2 separate regions of the Mus musculus genome follow, and region 1 is linked to region 2. Evidence: chromatin loops called from intact Hi-C (ENCODE). Cell type or tissue: heart. All regions are shown on one strand. Links, peaks and the distances in the headings refer to the core of each region. The heading gives the core; the rest is flanking DNA. Region 1 overlaps Ckap5 (cytoskeleton associated protein 5). Region 2 holds the start of Mdk (midkine).

The links. Hi-C counts contacts between places; a loop is a spot of excess contacts. Peaks named below come from ENCODE experiments on the same cell type or tissue, not always from the same donor. Only the 100,000 strongest peaks of a DNase experiment are listed, where the experiment ranks them.
Region 1: it touches region 2 in a loop (2.5-fold over the local background); 4 of 42 quality-filtered maps call a loop at or near these places.

What each region holds. Positions count from the first base shown.
Region 1 is chr2:91,603,439-91,613,388 of GRCm38, reverse strand. It overlaps Ckap5 (cytoskeleton associated protein 5), which reads right to left. Exons shown (of 44, transcript NM_001165989.2): 36 at 6,964-7,143; 37 at 5,757-5,944; 38 at 574-649. It also overlaps a transcript of F2 not described here. Among named protein-coding and RNA genes, the nearest start is that of Snord67, 12 kb to the right of the region's middle. In heart, for the core only: a CTCF peak has its summit at 3,837 (motif pointing left); no DNase peak of the experiment used is centred there.
Region 2 is chr2:91,925,121-91,935,070 of GRCm38, reverse strand. It overlaps Chrm4 (cholinergic receptor, muscarinic 4), which reads right to left. Exons shown (of 2, transcript NM_007699.2): 2 at 5,242-7,854. The coding sequence starts at 7,822. The coding sequence ends at 6,383. It overlaps Mdk (midkine), which reads left to right and starts at 3,212. Exons shown (of 5, transcript NM_001012336.2): 1 at 3,212-3,377; 2 at 3,623-3,699; 3 at 3,817-3,975; 4 at 4,092-4,253; 5 at 4,956-5,266. The coding sequence starts at 3,624. The coding sequence ends at 4,981. Dgkz (diacylglycerol kinase zeta) reads left to right here. Exons shown (of 32, transcript NM_001166597.1): 28 at 212-255; 29 at 785-905; 30 at 982-1,015; 31 at 1,229-1,328; 32 at 1,546-2,244. The coding sequence ends at 1,662. It overlaps Gm39876 (a long non-coding RNA gene), which reads right to left and starts at 2,854. Exons shown (of 2, transcript XR_866530.3): 1 at 2,772-2,854; 2 at 555-2,434. In heart, for the core only: CTCF peaks have their summits at 4,634, 4,854 (motif pointing right) and 7,052 (motif pointing left); DNase peaks (open chromatin) are centred at 2,462, 3,308, 4,060 and 7,020; H3K4me3 peaks cover 4,604 bases; H3K27ac peaks cover 4,737 bases; H3K27me3 peaks cover 1,667 bases.

The DNA of each region.
Region 1 (9,950 bases), core at 646-8,645, 320 kb after region 2:
CACTGTTTCAGTAACACTAAATTAGGTATCTTAGGCTGGTTTTGACTCCTATCCTCCTTCCTTAGCCTCTTTTTTTTGTCTGTTTGAGACAGGGTTTCTCTGTGTTCCCCTGGCTGTCTTGGAACTCACTCTGAGGACCAGGCCGGCCTCGAACTCAGAAATCCACTTGCCTCTGTTTCCCAAGTGCTGGGATTAAAGGCGTGCGCCACCACTGCCCAGCCTTCCTTAACCTCTTGTTTTCTGGAATTACAACTGTTACCATGCCTGGCTTACCAACTGTATTTTTTGTCTATACTTGGTTGATTTGATCAATATCATAATTCAAATTTCTTTTCGTCTACATTTTTAAAAAGTGATTACAGCTGGGTGGTGGTGGCACACACCTTTAATCCCAGCACTCTGGAGGCAGAGGCACATGGCTCTCTGAACTTGAGGCTACATGGTCTATAGATTGAGTTCCAGGATAGCCAAGACCACACAGAGAAACCCTATCTTGAACCACACCCCCACCTCCTCAGAAAAAAAAGTGATTATATCTTTGAAAGAAAAGAGATGAAATCATTTCAACTTTACCTTCATAACAAGCTCTGAGAATTTGGGAGAACTAGCTGTTGCTAGCAGGCTGTCCTGAAGTAAAACAAGCAGGGCACTGGAAAAACAAAAAGCATTAATAAATTTTAAACCTTCATTCTTAAAAATCAGTAACTGAAGTGTGAATATTCTCTATCCACCTAATAAGTAATTCACAGATCATCATAATTACTAAAAATGAGATCAATCATTAATATTTTTTATTATTTAGTGGCTGGAGAGATGGCTCAGTGGTTAAGAGAACTGACTGCTCTTCCAGAGATCCCGAGTTCAACTCCCAGCAACTACATGGTGGCTCACAAACACCTGTAATGGGATCTGATGCCCTCTTCTGGTGTGTCTGAAGAGAACAATGGTATACACACATACATTAAATAAATAAATAAATCTTTAAAAAAAAAAAAAGGCCATCTTGTATCCCAGGTCTCTCAAAGACCAGTCCCTGCAGGAGAGTGTGCAGGCCACAGAAGCAACAGAGCTTCTTGGACAGGGTCCCTTCAGGTCTTCATCTTAAGCCAGAAGGCGGAGCTGTGCACCTTCCCTGCCAGAAGAGAGCTTGCCTGCAGACAGTGCTCTGACCCCTGGGACTCAGGAGAGAGTTGGACTCCCAGGAATGCTGACAGAGGCTAACAGAATCACAGGAGGAACAAGCTCTAGCCAGAGACAGCTAGAACATCTAACACCAGTGATTACCAGATGGTGAAAGGCAAACATAAGAATCTTAACTAACAGAAATCAAGACCACTTGGCATCATCAGAACCCAGTACGTCTACCACAGCTTGTCCTGGATACGCCAACACACCCGAAAAACAAGATTCAGATTTAAAATCATATCTCATGAGGCTGGTAGAAGATTTTAAGAAGGGCATTAATAACTCACTTAAAGAAATAAAGGAGAAGCCGGGCATGGTGGCGCACGCCTTTAATCCCAGCACTCGGGAGGCAGAGGCAGAGGCAGGCGGATTTCTGAGTTCGAGGCCAGCCTGGTCTACAGAGTGAGTTCCAGGACAGCCAGGGCTACACAGAGAAACCCTGTCTCGAAAAACAAAACAAAACAAAACAAAACAAGAAAAAAAAAGAAATAAAGGAGAACACTGCTAAACAGGAAGAAGTACTTAAAGATGAAGCATAGAAATCCCTTAAAGAATTACAGGAAAACACAACCAAACAGGTGATGGAATTGAACAAAACCATCCAAGATCTAAAAATGGAAGTAGAAACAATAAAGAAAACCCAGAGACAGCTAGAACATCTAAAGGAGACAACTCTGGAGATAGAAACCCTAGGAAAGAAATCAGGAACCATAGATGCAAGCATCAGCAACAGAATACAAGAAATGGAAGAGAGAATCTCAGGTATGGAAGATTCCATAGGGAACATAGACACAACAATCAAAGAAAATGCAAAATGCAAAAAGATCCTAACTCAAAACATTCAGGAAATCCAGGACACAATGAGAAGACCAAACCTAAGGATAATAGGAGTAGATGAGAATGAAGATTTGCAACTTAAAGGGCCAGTAAATATCTTCAACAAAATTATAGAAGAAAACTTCCCTAACCTAAAGAGATGCCCATGAACATACAAGAAGCCTACAGAACTACAAATAGATTGACCAGAAAAGAAATTCCTCCCGACACATAATAATCAGAACAGCAAATGCACTAAATAAAGATAGAATATTAAAAGCAGTAAGGGAAAAAGGTCAAGTAACATAAAAGGCAGACCTATCAGAATTACACCAGACTTCTCACCAGAGACTATGAAAGCCAGAAGATCCTGGACAGATGTTATACAGACACTAAGAGAACACAAATTCCAGCCCAGACTACTATACCCAGCCAAACTCTCAATTACCATAGATGGAGAAACCAAAGTATTCCATGACAAAGCCAAATTCATACAGTATCTTTCCACGAATCTAACCCTTCAAAGGATAATAAAGTGAAAACTCCAACACAAGGAGGGAAATTATGCCCTAGAAAGAAAGCAAGAAAGTAATCCTTCAACAAACCTTAAAGAAGACCGCCATAAGAACAGAATCCCAACTCTAACAACAAAAATAACAGGAAGCAACAATTTTCCTTAATATCTCTGAATATCAATGGACTCAATTCCCCAATAAAAAGTCATAGACTAACAGACTGGCTGCATAAACAGGACCCAACATTTTGGAAACTCACCTCATGGACAAAGACAGACACTACCTCAGAGTAAAAGGCTGTAAAACAATTTTCCAAGCAAATGGTCCGAAGAAACAAGCTGGAATAGCCATTCTAATATCGAATAAAATCAACTTCCAAACCAAAGTTATCAAAAAAGACAGAGAGGGATACTTCATACTCATCAAAAGTAAAATCTTCCAAGATGAACTCACAATTCTGAATATCTATGCTCCAAATGCAAGGTCATCCACATTCATTAAAGAAACTATAGTAAAGCTCAAAGCACACATTGCAAAGACTAAAGTGTGGATACTTCGCTTCTTCTTAAAATGGAGAATAAAATACCCATGGAAGGAGTTACAGAGACAAAGTTCGGAGCTGAGACATAAGAAAGGACCATCCAGAGACTGTCCCATCTGGGGAACCATCCCATAAACAACCACCAAACCCAGACACTATTGCATATGCCAGCAAGATTTTGCTGACAGGACCCTGGTATAGCTATCTCTTGTGAGGCTATGCCAGTGTCTAGCAAATACAGAAGTGGATGCTCACAGTCATCTATTGGATGAACACAGGGCCCCCAATGAAGGGGCCAGAAAAAGTATCCAAGGAGCTAAAGGGGTCTGCAACCCTATAGGAGGAACAACAATATGAACTAACCAGTAACCCCCAGAGCTTGTATCTCTAGTTGCATATGTAGCAGAGGATGGCCTAGTAGGACATCAATGGGAGGAGAGGCCCTTGGTCTTGCTAAGATTATATGCCCCAGTACAGGGGAATGCCAGGGCCAGGAAGCAGGAGTGAGTGGGTTGGGGGGCAGTGCGGGGGGGGGGGGTATAGGGGACTTTCAGGATAGCATTTGAAATGTAAATGAAGAAAATATCTAATAAAAAAGTAAAAAATAAAAAATAATAAAAAAAGATTTTGCTATTTGGGCTGGAGAGATGGCTCAGCAGTTAAGAGCACTCACTGATGGCTTTTACAGAGGTCCTGAGTTTAATTCCCAGCAACTACATGGTGGCTCAGAACCATCTGTAATAAGATATTATGCCCTCTTCTGGTATGTCTGAGAACAGCAACAGTGTACTCATATACATAAAATAAATAAACCTTAAAAAAAAGACTTTGTTATTTGAAAATTGGTAAACTTTGCTATTGTTTTCTTTTTTTTTTTTTCACTAATCCCACATCTGATAGAGGGCTAATATCCAAAATATATAAAGAACTCAAGAAGTTAATCACCAAAAAAAACCAAACAACCCAATCAAAACATGGGGTATAGAACTAAACCAAAAACGCACAAGTGAAGAATCTCAAATGGCTGAAAAGCACCTAAAATAATGTTCAAAGTCAGAGAAATGCATATCAAAACAACCCTGAAATTCCACCTTACACCAGTCAGAATGGCTAAGATCAAAACCTCAGGTGACAACACATGTTGGAGAGAATATGGAGAAAGAGGAACACTCCACCACTGCTGGTGGGATTGCAAACTGGTACAACCAATCTGGAAATCAATCTGGAGATGTCTCAGAAAATTGGAAATAGATCTATCTGAAGACCCAGGAATGCCACTCTTGGGAATATACCTAAAAGATGCCCCACCATGCCACAGAGGCACGTGTTCCACTATGTTCATAGCAGCCTTATTTGTGATAGCCAGAAGCTGGAAACAACCTAGATGTCCCATGACAGAACAATGGACACAGAAAATGTGATTCACTTACACAGTGGAATACTACTTGCTATTAAGAATGAGGTCATCCTGAGTTTTGCAGGCAAATGGATAGAACTAGAAAATATCATGAGTGAGATAACTCAGACTCAAAAGGACATGCATGGTATGTACTTACTAATAAGTGGATGTTATCCCCCACAAAAGTACAGAATACAGATACAGTCCACAGAACTCAAAAAGGTCAATAAGCTGAAGGGCCCAAGTGAGGACACCTCAGTTCCACTTGGGAGAGAGAAGAAAGCAATCACAAGTGGGGAGGGAGAGAGGGACCTGGGAGGGAAAGTGGATGGGGAGGGAAAGTGGATGGGGAGGGTAAGTGGGAAGTGGGGAGTGAGGGGAACCTGATCTAATCGGGGTGAGGGAAAACGACTGAAGTCCTGAGGGTTAATAGAAAGAATGGAAACAGGCAACCTCAGGAAATAGAAGAGGTTGGGGGGACCCTCCAGAATGCATCAGAGACCTGGGAGGTAAGAGACTCTCAGGAATCAAAGGGAGGGACCTTAGATGAAATGCTTGACAGTAGGGAGACGGATCTTATAGAGCTCACCTCCAGCAGGAAGACAGGGCATCAAATGAGGGATGGGGTTGCCATCCCACAGTCACGCCTCTGACCTATAATCGTTTCTGTCTGAAAGAATTACAGGGATGGAAATGGAGAGAAGCCTGAGGAAAAGAAGGTCCAGTGACAGGCCCAAAGTGGGATCCAGCTCAAGGGGAGGTCCCAAGGCCTGACACTATTACTGAGCTATGGAGCGCTCACAAAAAAGACCTATCATGACTGCCCTCTGAAAGACCCAACAAGCAGCTGAAAGAGTCAGATGCAGATATTTGCATCCAACCAGAGGACAGAAGCAGCTGACCCCTGTTGTTGAATTAGGGAAGGCTGAAAGAAGCTCAGGAGAAGGGCGATCCTGTAGGAGGACCAGCAGTCTCAATTAATCTGGACCCGAGAGATCTCTCAAACACTGGACCATCAAACAGACAGCATACACCAGCTGATATAAGGCCCCCAACACACACACAGTAGAGGACTGCTGGGTCTGTGTTCATTCAGAGATGAAGCAGCTAACCCTCAAGAGACTGGAGGCCCCAGGGGGTTTAGAGGTCAGGTGGGGTGGGGGTGGGGGGCAGACTCAGGACTCTGAATGGTAGGCAAGCACTCTACTGACTGAGCCACTCACAACTCTGACTACCTGATTTCTATCTGTAGACAAATAAGAGACTATCCCAAGTTTTACTGACGAGGGTATAAATATACCTGAGGATATTGGTCTGGTCTGATTTCTCCAAAACCTTCACCACCAAGAGGTTCACAGAACGAATCACCTGTTGTCCTTCCTCCAGATCTTCAATCCGAGAATCCAGCATTAAGGTGATCAGTCCATGCATCAGGTCTTTCAGTACTCCAGTGGAGGCCTCCCGGGCCAAGCTCTCTATCTGAAATAGCTATCCAGTTCTAACTGTGTTAGGAAGGTTAAAACTCAATATATGAGACAAAGAAGAAAAACATAGTTGGTATATTCTAGTCAATATTCAGCTATATATATATTGACAAAGATTTACTCTGTGGCCCAGCTGGCCAGTACTTTAAACTTCTAAGTGCTGGGATTGCATGTTTGTACCAACACATTTTTAAAACCTCAGAATGTTAAAACAAAAAACAAAAAACAACCCTAATTAATTTCCCTAACCCTAATTCCTTTCTACTCTATTTTTGATCCCCGATTATCCATGAAAAGCCAAATAGGACCTGCTTTGCCTGTAGAAGAAACTGGTAGGAAGCAGTACACTAGGAAGAACTAAGCATTGTATTTTATATCCTAACTATGGGGAGTGGAAGAAGCCCCAAGTGAACAAATTCTTGAATAAATGTGTGCTGCTAACATGGTCTGTATCAAGGACTCTAGCCTCAGCCCTAAGGGAATGGCAAAGCCTTCTCTGTGTGAGACACAGAGGAAAGGAGCAAAGCCTTCCTCGGGGTGCGTGGTATCTATCTACAGAAGTGTCCTCAGTGCTCCAACAACTATGTTCACTGGCCTGAAAGCTACTCTTTTCAGAGATTGCTCCTACAGAGATTAGTTAAACCTATGTTCTTTATCCAGTCACATAACATAACTCACCTCCTTGTTTATCTATATGCAACAACCCAGCCTCTCTGTTCAATTCTATATAAATATGTTGAGTTTCTGGGGTGCTGAGATCTCCCCATCTCAAAGTTCAGAGCACACGATCCCAGGTTCTCTGTGGTTCTAGTTCTGTCTACTCTCCATTCCTTCTCTATTCCAGCTGTGTTAGATGAGCCACCTAACAGGTAACATTCAATGCAAAAAGTCAACAACTGGCTCCATGACTCATGGATAATTCTACCAAGTGGACACAGGTCTCACTGGAACATCAGACTGACTCTGGCTTGAGGACCTGGGTGGGATAATAGATCTAAGAGAAACTCTCCAGAAATGTCTTACCGAAATCATGTTGCCAATGATACAGCTATACAACTTGATGATTTCATCCTTGTCCAACTTCTCATCTGCCATGTGTGTGCTGTAGATGAGTCTTAGCTGCATGAATGTTGCTATCAGAAACTGATCAATGTGGCCAGACATAGCTTCAGCTTTGTCTTCCTGCCTCAGGACCTCATCAATCTGGTAACAAAAATCCCAAGCTGTAGTTCCCAAGCTTTATAAGTGGCAGAAAGAGACTATAAGACATATTTCTATAAGAGAATTCATTAGCAAAGTACTTATTTTACCTAAAAAAAAAATTAACTTTACAAATTATTAATTAAATTTAGAAATTCAATCATTTTATATATATATATATATATATTTATATATTTATATATATATATATATATATATATTTATATATATATATATATACACACACACACATATACATATACACACACACACACACATTTATTACTGAGCAAGATAGTATTCAATGAATTAGCTAGAGATTCTATTCTAAGAACCTTACTGTGTACTTCAGAGAATAATTTCTACACTTGAATGTTCAATTCATTAAAAAGAATACTTCTAGCCGGGCGTGGTGGCACACACCTTTAGTCCCAGCACTTGGGAGGCAGAGGCAGGCGGATTTCTGAGTTCGAGGCCAGCCTGGTCTACAAAGTGAATTCCAGGACAGCCAGAGCTATACAGAGAAACCCTGTCTCGAAAAACAAAACAAAACAAAACAAAACAAAAACAAACAAACAAACAAAAAAAAAGAATACTTCTCTTTTAGACTGTGTTACTACTAAACCTTCAATTAAAAAAAACAAGAGTAGTGGAACATACCTATGATCAGCACGTTGAAGGCTGAGGGAGCAGGAGGATTTTAAGTTTGAGTTCAGCTTAGGCTACACAGCCAAGTTCCAGGATATCCTGGGCTACAAAGTGAGAACCAGCCTTCAAACAAACAAAAACAACAGCAGCAGCAACAAAACCCCAAACAAACAATCTTATCTATATGTATATAGTCTGTTTCATTCATTCATATATATATATATATATATGAATAAAGAGCTCAGTGGTAGGGCATGTCCTACTTAGTTTAAGGTCCTGGGTTTCATTCACAGTACTGCCAAAATTTAAAAAGACAACTCAACAACAAAAAGTAACAAGCAAAAGATCTCCATTCATCAGATGAGGCTTGGAAAGCTCAGAGTATTTACTCTGTCTAAACTAAAAACTCAATTTTCTCATGTCCAGTGCTTTTCCTGTAGTGATGGTAAAATGTTCTACAGGAAAATATTTATCTCTTATACACTAATATGTTGGTATTCTGTAAAGGTCATTTTTAGCAGGACTGCTAAGCTGTATGACTCCACTGGGCCACCGTTTACATGTGAACAGTGTCTCCTGGTGTAGGCCTTACTTTCATTATCTCCTCTTCATGTATGCCTACTTCATAAACACAGTATGTAGTGGGTAAGTTTAATGTTTCCATATGCACATCATAAAAAACACTGCATTTTCAGAGAGGATTATTTTCCTTCCTTTTCTAAATTATATTAATCAGTAGACATACATTCTTTCATATTTATATTATTATAGTCTTCTAATTATTATTATTATTAAAATAATTATAGTACACTTACTCTCAAGGCTTTAGGGATGCAATTAGTTTACAAAGATTAGATGTACTTTTCTACATCTAGCTTTCTTTCTTTGTTTTTGAGTCAGGGCCTCACTATGTAGCCCTGGCTGTCCTGGAACTTACTATGTAGACCTTGAACTCAGACAGATCTGCCTGTACCTCTGAGTGTTGGGATTAAAGGCATAAACCTCCATACTTTGTTGGCATCTAGCTTTTTAATTCAGTGGAAATTTTTGAAAATCTCTAAAGTCAAAAGAACAACTCTATTTGTGAAAGCAGCACAAGATGCTGGAGAGATATCTGGCTCTGCTATTAAGAGAGCATTTGCTGTTCTTGCAATGGACTAGAATTTGGTTCCCAGCCTTATCAAGGAAACCTCACAATTGTCTTTAACTCCAGTTCCAAGGAATCTAATTTTCTCTTCTGGATTTTGTAGGGATCAACCAGGTATACGCATATGCTGTGCATAAATGCATGCAAAATACTCATACAAAACCAAACACTTATAATACCGGTTTCTCAACCTTCCCAATGCTATGATCCTTTAATACAGTTCTTCATGTTGTTGTGAACCCCAACCATAAAATTATTTTGTTGCTACTTTATAACTGTAATTTTGCTGTTATGAATCGCAATGTAAATATCTGATACGTACAATGTCTGATATACAGGGACAGACCACAGGTTGAGAACCACTGACTTCAAACAAACAAACAACATAATGACTTACTAAATTCTTTTTTTTTTTTTTTCATTTTTTTTTCGAGACAGGGTTTCTCTGTGTAGCCCTGGCTGTCCTCAAACTCAGAAATCCGCCTGCCTCTGCCTTCCGAGTGCTGGGATTAAAGGCGTGTGCCACCACTGCCCGGCTGGCTTACCAAATTCTTTATCAAAATTTTCAATCATTTCTTTACTGAGATTTTCCAGTGTTTGTAGTTTAGTACATTACAATAAACAAAATCTTTGAGTGAGTATATACATGTGTGTGTGTATATGTATATATGTATATGTGTGTGTGTACATATATATCCTTATATGCTTGCATTTTTGTCTGAGAGAACATTCTCCTTTTTTCTTTTTTAAGATTTATTTATTTATTATATGTAAGTACACTTTAGCCATCTTCAGACACTCCAGAAGAGTGCATCAGACTCCATTACAGATGGTTGTGAGCCACTACGTGGTTGCTGGGAATTGAACTCAGGACCTTCAGAAGAGCAGTCAGTCCATCTTTCCAGCTCCACGTTCTCCTTTCTTAAGAGGATGCATACGGTTTGTTTTCTGTCGGTGGAGACTGACCTTAGGCCGTGCACATTCTAAGCATTCTATACGGATGAGCCATACTTCT
Region 2 (9,950 bases), core at 1,444-9,443:
TTCCCCTAAAGCCCTGCTGCTTTCCCTGGTCATATGTGGGAGGCTCAGTGGGGGGTCAGGGTTCACTATAGCTCACACGCATAGCCATTGAGTCCCGTGGGATCGCTTTCCTGCACAAGCCCAGCCTTTGACATACACGCCCCACATTGTTCACACATCAACCCATGTTCAGCCTCTGACCTCAGGGTTGATGGGCAGCTCTTCTGTGCAGGTGAAGAACTGATTGAAGCAGCCAAGAGGAATGACTGCTGCAAGGTACTACTAGTCAAAGCTTGGCCTTGCCTCTGGAGGCCCTCACCCAGGGAGGGATTGGGCCCTTGTCATCTGTCATCAGCTGGTCCTCTATGGTGCTGCCCTGTCTAGGTGGCTTCCGACTAGGGACTACTTAATACAGTTTGCCTGTCCCCTGTCCCTTGTACTTGGAAGGGGGTCGGTCTTAAAGGAACTATGGGCTCTCTGGCTTGGTTGGCTGTGCATTTGGGGGAGTCCCTCATTCATAGGATGACAAGACTTATGCCTCTAATGACTCCAAAAACACCCTCAGAAGCCAGGTGTGGGGGCGCACACGTTTAATCCAGCACTTAGGAGGCAGAAGCAGTAGGGTCCCTGTGAGTTTGAGGCTAACCTTGTCTACCTAGTTGAGGACAGTCAAGACTACAGAAAAAGACCAAAAAACCAAAGCCTCAGAAGTGCCTAAGGAGTAACTTAAGTGAGCCTGTGCCTGGGTCCATGCCTGTGAAGGGTGGGTGATCCAGCCCTGCTCTACCCTGCCCACTGCCCTTAGCTCCAGGAGCTACACCGAGCAGGAGGTGACCTCATGCACCGTGACCAGAAGAGCCGCACGCTCTTGCACCACGCGGTCAGCACTGGCAGTAAGGAAGTGGTCCGCTATCTGCTGGATCATGGTAAGCTGCGTTGCTGGGGCTGGGAGGGAGAAAGGGGGAGCCAGGCTCTTAGCATCCCCTTTCCTTTTATCTGCAGCACCTCCAGAGATCCTTGATGCTGTGGAGGAGAAGTGAGTATCTGAGACACAGGCCCCTGGTTCACCAGAAAACCACCTTCCTTCAGGTCTAACCATTTGGTCACCCAGAGCCCAAGAACCCTTTGTGGCTAGCACTGAGCACCCTTCCCCCTCTTGCCAAACTCCTGCCCTTTCTAATGGCTGTTGGGAGACTGCTGGGCAGGCCTAGAGAACTGCAAGTGTCTACAACCAGCCCCTGTTCCCCAGTGGGGAGACCTGTCTACACCAGGCAGCCGCCCTGGGTCAGCGCACCATCTGCCACTACATTGTGGAAGCCGGGGCCTCCCTCATGAAGACAGATCTGCAGGTGAGTTGCCTGGCAGAGCACAAACTCACCCTTTCCCAGACTTGGGGGCAGGGCTAGGGAATTTCAAGCTCTTCTGAGCCAACACAGTCCAGGCCCTGAGAAACCTGAGCCAGCAGGGGGAAAGCTTGTGACCTCTGAGGATACCCTCCCCCTCTGGCTCCGTAGAAGAACCCCTGCCCTTTCCTAAGGCCTTGGGGGCCCTTCCACCCTTTTCCAGGGCGACACTCCCCGGCAGCGCGCTGAGAAGGCTCAAGACACAGAGCTCGCTGCCTACCTGGAGAACAGACAGCATTACCAGATGATCCAGCGTGAGGACCAGGAGACAGCTGTGTAGTTAAGGGGACCATGGATCAACAAGGGACACTACCAGAGGACTCTCCTTGCCCATCTCACTGCCACATTCCTGTCAGATGGCTATGGGGGGACCCTGCCACAGGGAAGGAGCCCCGTGCCACCCCCTGAGAAGCTGTTCAGATCTAGGGCTGGACTCTAAGGAGCTGGACTCTCACCTGTCCCTGGTTTCATGGGGAACAGGAAACAGGCTGGGCTGGCTGGTTCCCTCCCTTCAGGGCAGCCTCCAGCTCACCACAGCAGATGGAAGGGCTGGACAGAGCTCAGCATCGATGTCAGGGAGGCCTGCACTCAGCAGGACTTTCAAAAGCCACCTGATCCTTTGGGCTCTCTGGAGGGTTCTGGGTACCTAACCCTCCTCTCTGATCCACCCACCCTGGGCATCCCAGAAACTCAAGAGCCTGCTGTATTCACTTGCCCGCTGCCCTGCTTGGCACCTACCCTGGTCTTCCTCCTCATGTATCCAGCCATTTCATTTCGGACTGTATGGCCTGGGGTGGGGGGTGGGGCTCCCACGGTGACTTGTTTACAGCTGGGTGTGACTCAGTAAAGTGAATTTTTTTTCCTTTCTTGTTTTCTTTTTTTCTTGTTGTGGGGGACTCACATGAGCAATGGTGTGTGCTGGGTAATCCTTGGGGTCGGGGAAATGGCCACCAACATCTCAGATCACTTCGGGAGATGGGTCTGCCCCGATCCTGACCTCTGCCTAGGGCCTTAGGCTCACAGCGCCTGGGGCGGAGCTGATTTTCCCGCTCCTGCAGGGATGATAACAATGAAAGTAAAAGAGGTGGGGCGGGGGCCAGGCTTGGGTTCTTTGGTCTTTTGGCCCTGTGCCCTGGAGCAGTCCCCTCCCCCTGGCTTGTACTGGGGGGGGGGGGGGGGATCTGCTTGAGGTGAGCCTGAGGCCCCAGGGTCAGGGGTGGGCGGTTATCACCTCCGGGGGAAGCCCGGTCTGGAACTTCTCAGACAGCTCTTGTCAGCGACAAGATTTACCAAACTCATTTCTATGTGCTTCCCCATCCCCCCCAACGCCCTTCCCTCCTCCTCCTCCCCCAAACCTGCACTAGAAAAAGGCTCTCGAGCCTTGCTCACCCGGAGCCATCTGAGGTCCCAGGTACCCAGCTCCCTGCCACATCAGAGACCCTTCTTGCACTCTGAGTGAACTGATTAAAAAAAAAAAAAAAAAAAAAAAACCAAGCCGGAGGTGAGCCGGGCCTCGAAGGGAAGGTTCGCGGGTGCGGTGGCCGCCCCGAGCCTGTGACACCAGGACATACTCCCGGGGCCCGCGGTGGGCAAGCGAAGTGGTGACCTGAGAGCTGACAGGCTGCGAGAGGGAAAAGTATAGACAGGCCTAGACCAGGGGAAGGGGAGGGGATAGAGAGCTGGGCCTGCTACGAGGGGACCTGAGCCAGAAGCGCACTGGTAAAACCGAACTCCAGGACCAGAGACCCAGAGATCAGAGGTGAGAGGCACAGACGCGGGAGTCCCGGCTCGGCGAGGGGCGGGAGTGGAGGCGGGGACTAGGGGGGTCTGGGGAGGTGCGGGTTTGGGGGGAGGGGGCGGGTCCTTCCACGGGATGGGGGGAGGGGCGGGGGCCCATGTGACCGGCTCAGACCGGTTCTGGAGACAAAAGGGGCCTTAGCGGCCTTAGCGGGACAGGCCGGAGCGGGAGGGAGCGAAGCATCGAGCAGTGAGCGAGTGAGCGCACGCAGTGGCTGTGGCCCCAGTCCCTTCAGGCGGCTGCTCTGCCACCAAGGGGGCTGAGGTGGGGGTGGGGGTACGCTGAGACATCGGTTCCAAGTCCTCCCTCCGTCTCCCCCTTGTCGGTCCGACGTTTTGGGCCTGGAAAGTGGGACAAGTCAGTCAAGGGTGGGAGGTCCTTCCCGCGGTTCCTAGCGGAGAAGAGACTAGGCGAGAAACTCTAACCCAGGTTTTACCCCTAGGATGCAGCACCGAGGCTTCTTCCTTCTCGCCCTTCTTGCCCTCTTGGTGGTCACGTCCGCGGTGGCCAAAAAAAAAGGTGATGGGATAGGATGGGCTCAGGAGTAAAAGCTGGGGTGGGCAGGTGAGGCAGGCCGTGTGACCAAGTGCTGGTCCGGCACGCCATGTCCTTAACTTTGTTCCTTGCGCCCTGTAGAGAAGGTGAAGAAGGGCAGCGAGTGTTCGGAGTGGACCTGGGGGCCCTGCACCCCCAGCAGCAAGGACTGCGGCATGGGCTTCCGCGAGGGTACCTGTGGGGCCCAGACCCAGCGCGTCCATTGCAAGGTGCCCTGCAACTGGAAGAAGGAATTTGGAGGTGAGGTGGCGCGCGGGAGGAGGGCGGGAAGCCAGAGGGTATGTCCTTATAAACCGGAGGCAGGGAGGACATCCACAACCCTCCTGTCTCTCACCGTGGGGCCACTCTCCCATCAGCCGACTGCAAATACAAGTTTGAGAGCTGGGGGGCGTGTGATGGGAGCACTGGCACCAAAGCCCGCCAAGGGACCCTGAAGAAGGCGCGGTACAATGCCCAGTGCCAGGAGACCATCCGCGTGACTAAGCCCTGCACCTCCAAGACCAAGTCAAAGACCAAAGGTCAGCGAATATGGTGGGGTTGTGGGCCAGGCTACTCCATGCTCTGTCTCTGCAGAGCAGTCTTAAAGTTAGGAATGGGCAGGCACTTGAGGGCCACTCTCAGGAGATGCTAAACCCTCTGCCCAAGTAGGAACTACTCTTTCTGTTGGATCATCCGACCTGGGTTCCTGGGAAAGGCTTGTCTTTGTCAACTGAGGAAGGTGGGGTGGGATCAGGGAGGAGTTAACTCTGCGCTTAAAACTATGGAAAGGCTGTCCCAAAGGTACATGCTGCTACCTGACTCCCAACAGCTATTGAGGCCAGCAGGGCAGAGGTGACTCTGCCCATTTCCCCGGTGAGGAACTTGGAGTACTCTGATCCTAGATGAAAATAGAAAGTTGAAAGTCAGGCTTGGTAGCTCGTGCCTGTAAAAAGCGGCACTTCAGGACTGAGGCAGTAACACTGCCTTGAGTTCAAGGTTACAGACTGAGAGACTTGAGAGTCTGTCTTTAAAGGGGGGGGGGGGGCGCGAGGGTTAAAAAGTTGAACGAATAAAGAAAGGTTTCATATCACATGGCTGCCCTTTCCCACCACTTCCAGGTGAACTGGTCAGTCACCACTAGGGGGCAGGATTTTCTCTCCTTGATGGACATGTCTGCGTTGTCTGGTGAGTCCGAGCTAGGTCACCCACCGCACTAATGCATCTCCGTTATTGTTTTCCAGCCAAGAAAGGAAAAGGAAAGGACTAAGTCAGGAGGCCAGAGAGCCTCCGGCCTCGCCTGGAGCCTGAACGGAGCCCTCCTCTCCCACAGGCCCAAGATATAACCCACCAGTGCCTTTTGTCTTCCTGTCAGCTCTGTCAATCACGCCTGTCCTCTCACGCCCACACCAAGTGCCCAAAGTGGGGAGGGACAAGAGATTCTGGAAAGTGAGCCTCCCCATACCCTCTTTTGTTCTCCCCACCCTGATACTTGTTATTAAGAAATGAATAAAATAAACTCACTTTTTTCCAATAAAAGCTTCTTTTTTAATATATAAAAGCCCCTTCCCAGTTTGCCATGGAGCTCTGTCGGAGGTGGGAAGATGGGGAAAGATGGACTGAGGGGAGCTGAGGGCTATGAAGGAAGTGCTCCCTACAGCTCGTGGAAAAAGAGCAGAACATTTACAAAAAAAAAAAAAAAAAAAAAAAAAGTCTCCCAGGGACCCACAGGGCTGGGGTTAGGGAAGGGGACCTAGGTGACTCACTTGAACTCTGTCCCAGCTCATCAAGAGTTTCTGGTCCAGGCTACTGCAAGTCTGGAATTTTCTCATTGGGGATCCATGAGGGTGCTTGCTTGTGTCATTCGCCACTGTGGGCTGTATGGATCACCAAGTTCCCCACCATCACCTTTCCCTCCTTGGACCCATACCTCCCTCCGCTCAGAGGTAGAGAGGAACACTGCCCACTGCTGTTCATTTGATGTGTGACCTGGGGGGGGGGGTTCTTGACAATTTGACAATAAGATCCACCATTAATTGATTCAGTCCCCTGGAGTCTGTATCTCGGCTTAGCATGGCCTCCCAGTTGCCCTGTCCAGATGACTGCTGGCCAGGGGAGTGCCAAAGGGCTTGGCTTCCCATCCAGAGCCTGGCTGAGCAACAGTGGCAGGGAAGTCCCTCACCTTGGAGTGGGACTTGGGGGCAGGGGAAGGGCTGAGCCTACATGCAAGGGAGAGGAGGGCGCAGGAAGGCGGAAAGCACCGATTACAGCATAACGGGGGACCCCACCCTTGCAAGCCTGGCTCCTTTTGCTCCTCTCAAGATGCTCCCAAGTTCTGCTCTATTCATCCACCTCCACCGATGGTTGGCCTTGATAGAGCCACTGCCCACTCCAGCCATCGTCCCCCATCTTCCTGAGGCAAGGTAAAAGATATGGGCCAGGTGGTGCCAGTTCAGACCGTCCCTGGGCCGAGCCTCCTAGGCTTCAGTAGAGATCTGCTCTCCCATCCCAGCGAAGAGCCTCTTGTACCTCACGGTGTCTGGGAGACCTGTTCTCTTCAGCAGATGCGAACTCAGAGTGGGGCCGCCTACTCTCTCCTCCACAGCCGGTGAGCCATGTGGTTCCCCGGTACACACTCTTGACACCAGCACCTCCTAAGGCACCTGCCCGTCTACCTGGCTGTGCCGATGTTCCGATACTGGCACAGCAAAAGGTGCCGGAAGGTCTTTTTGAAAGTGGCATTGCAGAGTGCATAGCAGGCAGGGTTGATCGTGCTGTTGACGTAGCAGAGCCAGTAGCCGATGGACCACACCCTTTCGGGGATACAGCTCTGGCAAAAGGTGTTCACCAGGACCATGACATTGTAGGGTGTCCAGGTGAGGATGAAGGCCAGCAGAATGGCAAAGATTGTCCGAGTCACTTTGCGCTCCCGGGCCGCCATCTGCCGCTTCTTGCGCACCTGGTTACGAGCGATGCTGGCAAACTTTCGGGCCACATTGGCTGCTGGGCGCATACCAGCTGGCGTGGCAGGTACGATCTCGATGGCAGTCACACATTCACTGCCTGTCTGCTTTGTCACAATTTGGATCTTGGACCACTTGGAGGCTGGGTTGAGGGTTCGTGGCTGCAGGGTAGGAGCGGGCAGCGCTGGTGTGGTGGCGGCCTCTGTGGTGGACAGCTCTGTGGGTGGCCGTTCCTTGGTGTTCTGGGTGGCACTGCCTGAGCTGGACTCATTGGAAGTGTCCTTGTCAGCCACTGGGCGTGGAGGCGGGGGCAGGGCTGGCGGAGGAGCCTCTTCTAGCTTCCCGTTGCGCAGTTCCTCTCGAGAAGCGCCCCCTGGTGGAGGTTTCTTAATGCTCGGCTTCATCAGAGGGCTCTTGAGGAAAGCCAGAGTCTTGGCCTTCTTCTCCTTGGGGCCCTCGGGTCGATGCTTGTGAACACGGCTGCGGCTGGCCAGCGAGATATGAATATACAGCACCGTCATGATGACCACAGGCAGGTAGAAGGCAGCAATGGCTGTGCCGAAGGTCACCGCCGGGTTGGACAAGAACTGGATGAAGCACTGGTTATCAGGCACTGTCCTCTTGCCCACCACAAACTGCCAGAACAAGATGGCAGGGGCCCAGAGTACAAAGGACAAGACCCAGGCGGCTGCAATCATGAGGCCTGCCATCTTAGTAGTGCGGCGGGCTGGATAGGTGAGGGGCTTGGTGACGCAGAAATAGCGGTCAAAGCTGATGATGAGAAGGTTCATGACAGAGGCATTGCTCACCACATAGTCCAGGGCCAGCCACAGGTCACAGACCACGGCACCCAGGGGCCAGTAGCCCTTGATGATGTATAAGGTGTAAAGGTTCATAGAGAACGCCCCTATGATGAGATCTGCACACGCCAGGCTGAACAGGAAGTAGTTGTTGACTGTCTGCAACTGCCTGTTGACCTTGATGGACAGCATCACCAGGATGTTACCCACCACAGTCACCAGGCTCAGGGAACCAGTCACTGTCGCAATGAACACCATCTCCACTGTCTCCAGGTGGTTGTGGGCTGTTGTGACCAGGCGCACAGACTGATTGGCTGAGCTGCCATTGACAGGTGTGAAGTTCGCCATGCTGAACCCAACTGGAGACAGGTGGGCAGTGGCTGGAGGAGGAAGGAGACAGCACAGAAGTGAATGGTGGAAGAGGATGGGGGAGGGGGGAGGGGGGGAGGAGTCACAAACTGTGGCTGGAGGAACTTTATCCAGGAAAATGTCAGGGCTCCCTGTGCCAACCATTCCTGAGTTCTCAGTCCTCTACCGTTTACTGGAAGCTTCCTCAGGCAAGTACTGTAATCAGCTCAGGGCTGAGGTTATAAAAGTGAATGAACACACATGGTCCCCATCTCAGAATGGATCATCTAGTTTTGGGGGGAAACAGAAACACATGGCGGGGGAGGGGGACACTGCTAGAAAGAAGATGGTGAAGGGAAGGCTGAGAGAGAAGACGGGAGAGAACTTGGTGCTTGCTGGCTGATCACCGGCCTCACCCTGAAGATGACGCAGATGAGGGCAAGGAGGAAAGCTGGTGGGAAGGAAGGCAAGGAGATACGGCAAAGGCCCAGAGACAGAGCTCAGGAAAGCAAGGGGCATGAGGAAATGGCCCCAAGGACTTGAAGCAGGCAGCGGGGCCAAATGTCTAGTTGTTTGCCCACTCAGGCCTGTCACTTCCCAACCCCTGTTTTTTGGTTACTGAAGGTTGTAGACAAAGCTATACACATGGCAGACATGTGCCACACACGTGTACCGCTGAGCTACATCTGCAGCCCCACTTGCTCATCTCTTTTCTTTCTTCTTCTTCCTTTAATTTTTTTGTTTGTTTGTTTTTGAAAGAAGGTCTTACTGTGTAGACCTGGCTGACCTCAAAGTCACAGGCCTTGATCTGCCTGCCTCTGCCTCTAGAGGACCAGAACTGCAGGTATGCTCCACCATGTCCAGCCACGTGGACATTTCTTAACCAATCGTGGCCAAGGGAGATTTGTTCTCCCATTCCTACACTGTCGTCGTCATCATCACCACCACCACCACCATCATCATCATCGCAGCCAGCATAGATTGTCTACTGAGTTCCTGCACTCTGTGTTTCCTCACAACCGAAGGCAGATATTGAGGAAACAGGCTCAGAGGTGTTAAATAAGGTTCCACATTTCCTTGACATCCTGTGGCTGCTCCAGTGCATTTGGGAGCAAGGAGAGCAGTCAAGAAAGACACAGGACCTGATGGTTCTAAGGGCTAGGGAGGTCACGCTAGCGACCAGAGGAGGTGAGGTGGGAGCTGGGACACCTGGAAGAGGAAGAATAGGAAAGGGACTAGAGAGATGACGCAGGAAGTTCAGCTTCGCCTGCCCAGCCCAGTCCCAGGGGTGAAGAATGGACAGAGTGGGGGCTGTTAGATCCCCAGCAAAGAAATCAGAAGCCTGAAAGACACAGCAGCTGAAGAAGGGTCTATTTGATTTCCCAAGAACTAAGGACAAGCTCCCTCGTGGAGCCAAAAGATGAGGGAATTACCCCGGAGCCAGCCTAAGAGTTCACATCCCACACAGAGGATGACCCAGCTAAAGTCCTACAGAGCCCCTCCCCAGAGTTTGCCTTCCCTCCCACCAGGCTCCCTTCATCTCTCCTCCTCCCCTTCCTCTTCCATACATGTGAGGGAGGCCCACGCCCAGCACGCTGTGCCAGGGCAGCCGCTCAGCCCAGCCTCCTTCACACCCGCCAACACACAAGCATTCCACATACGCACAAAGGCACCATCTCAGCCACACGCAGGTCGTATACGCAGTCCTGTGCGTCTGTGTGTGCATCTGTGTGTGTGTGCGTGCACGCGCGTGCATGCGAGCCTGTGTGTGTGTGTAAGAGGAAGAGAGGGTGCAGCAGCCAGCTGTGGAGGAACAGGCGCCAAGTCTGCAGCTTGGGTTCAATAGTAGGCCAGCAAGGTCTAGCTGTACAGTCCGAGGAGAACCATTTGCCCTCTGAGAACTAGTTCTGTCATTTACAAAATAGAGGATCTTGTCCCACTATGGCCTTTGAACAGCCAGGGGACCCCCTTAGCACCTCAGCTTGCTCTCCAACTGGAAATGGCACCAGCCAAGCTTGGGCCAAGCTCTCCAGCTCCAACACAAGAGATACAAGAGATTGCCTTCTGGCTTCAAAGTTAAATCCACTGGTCAAAGGAAGACAGGAGGAAGTGGGGTAGTGACACTCCA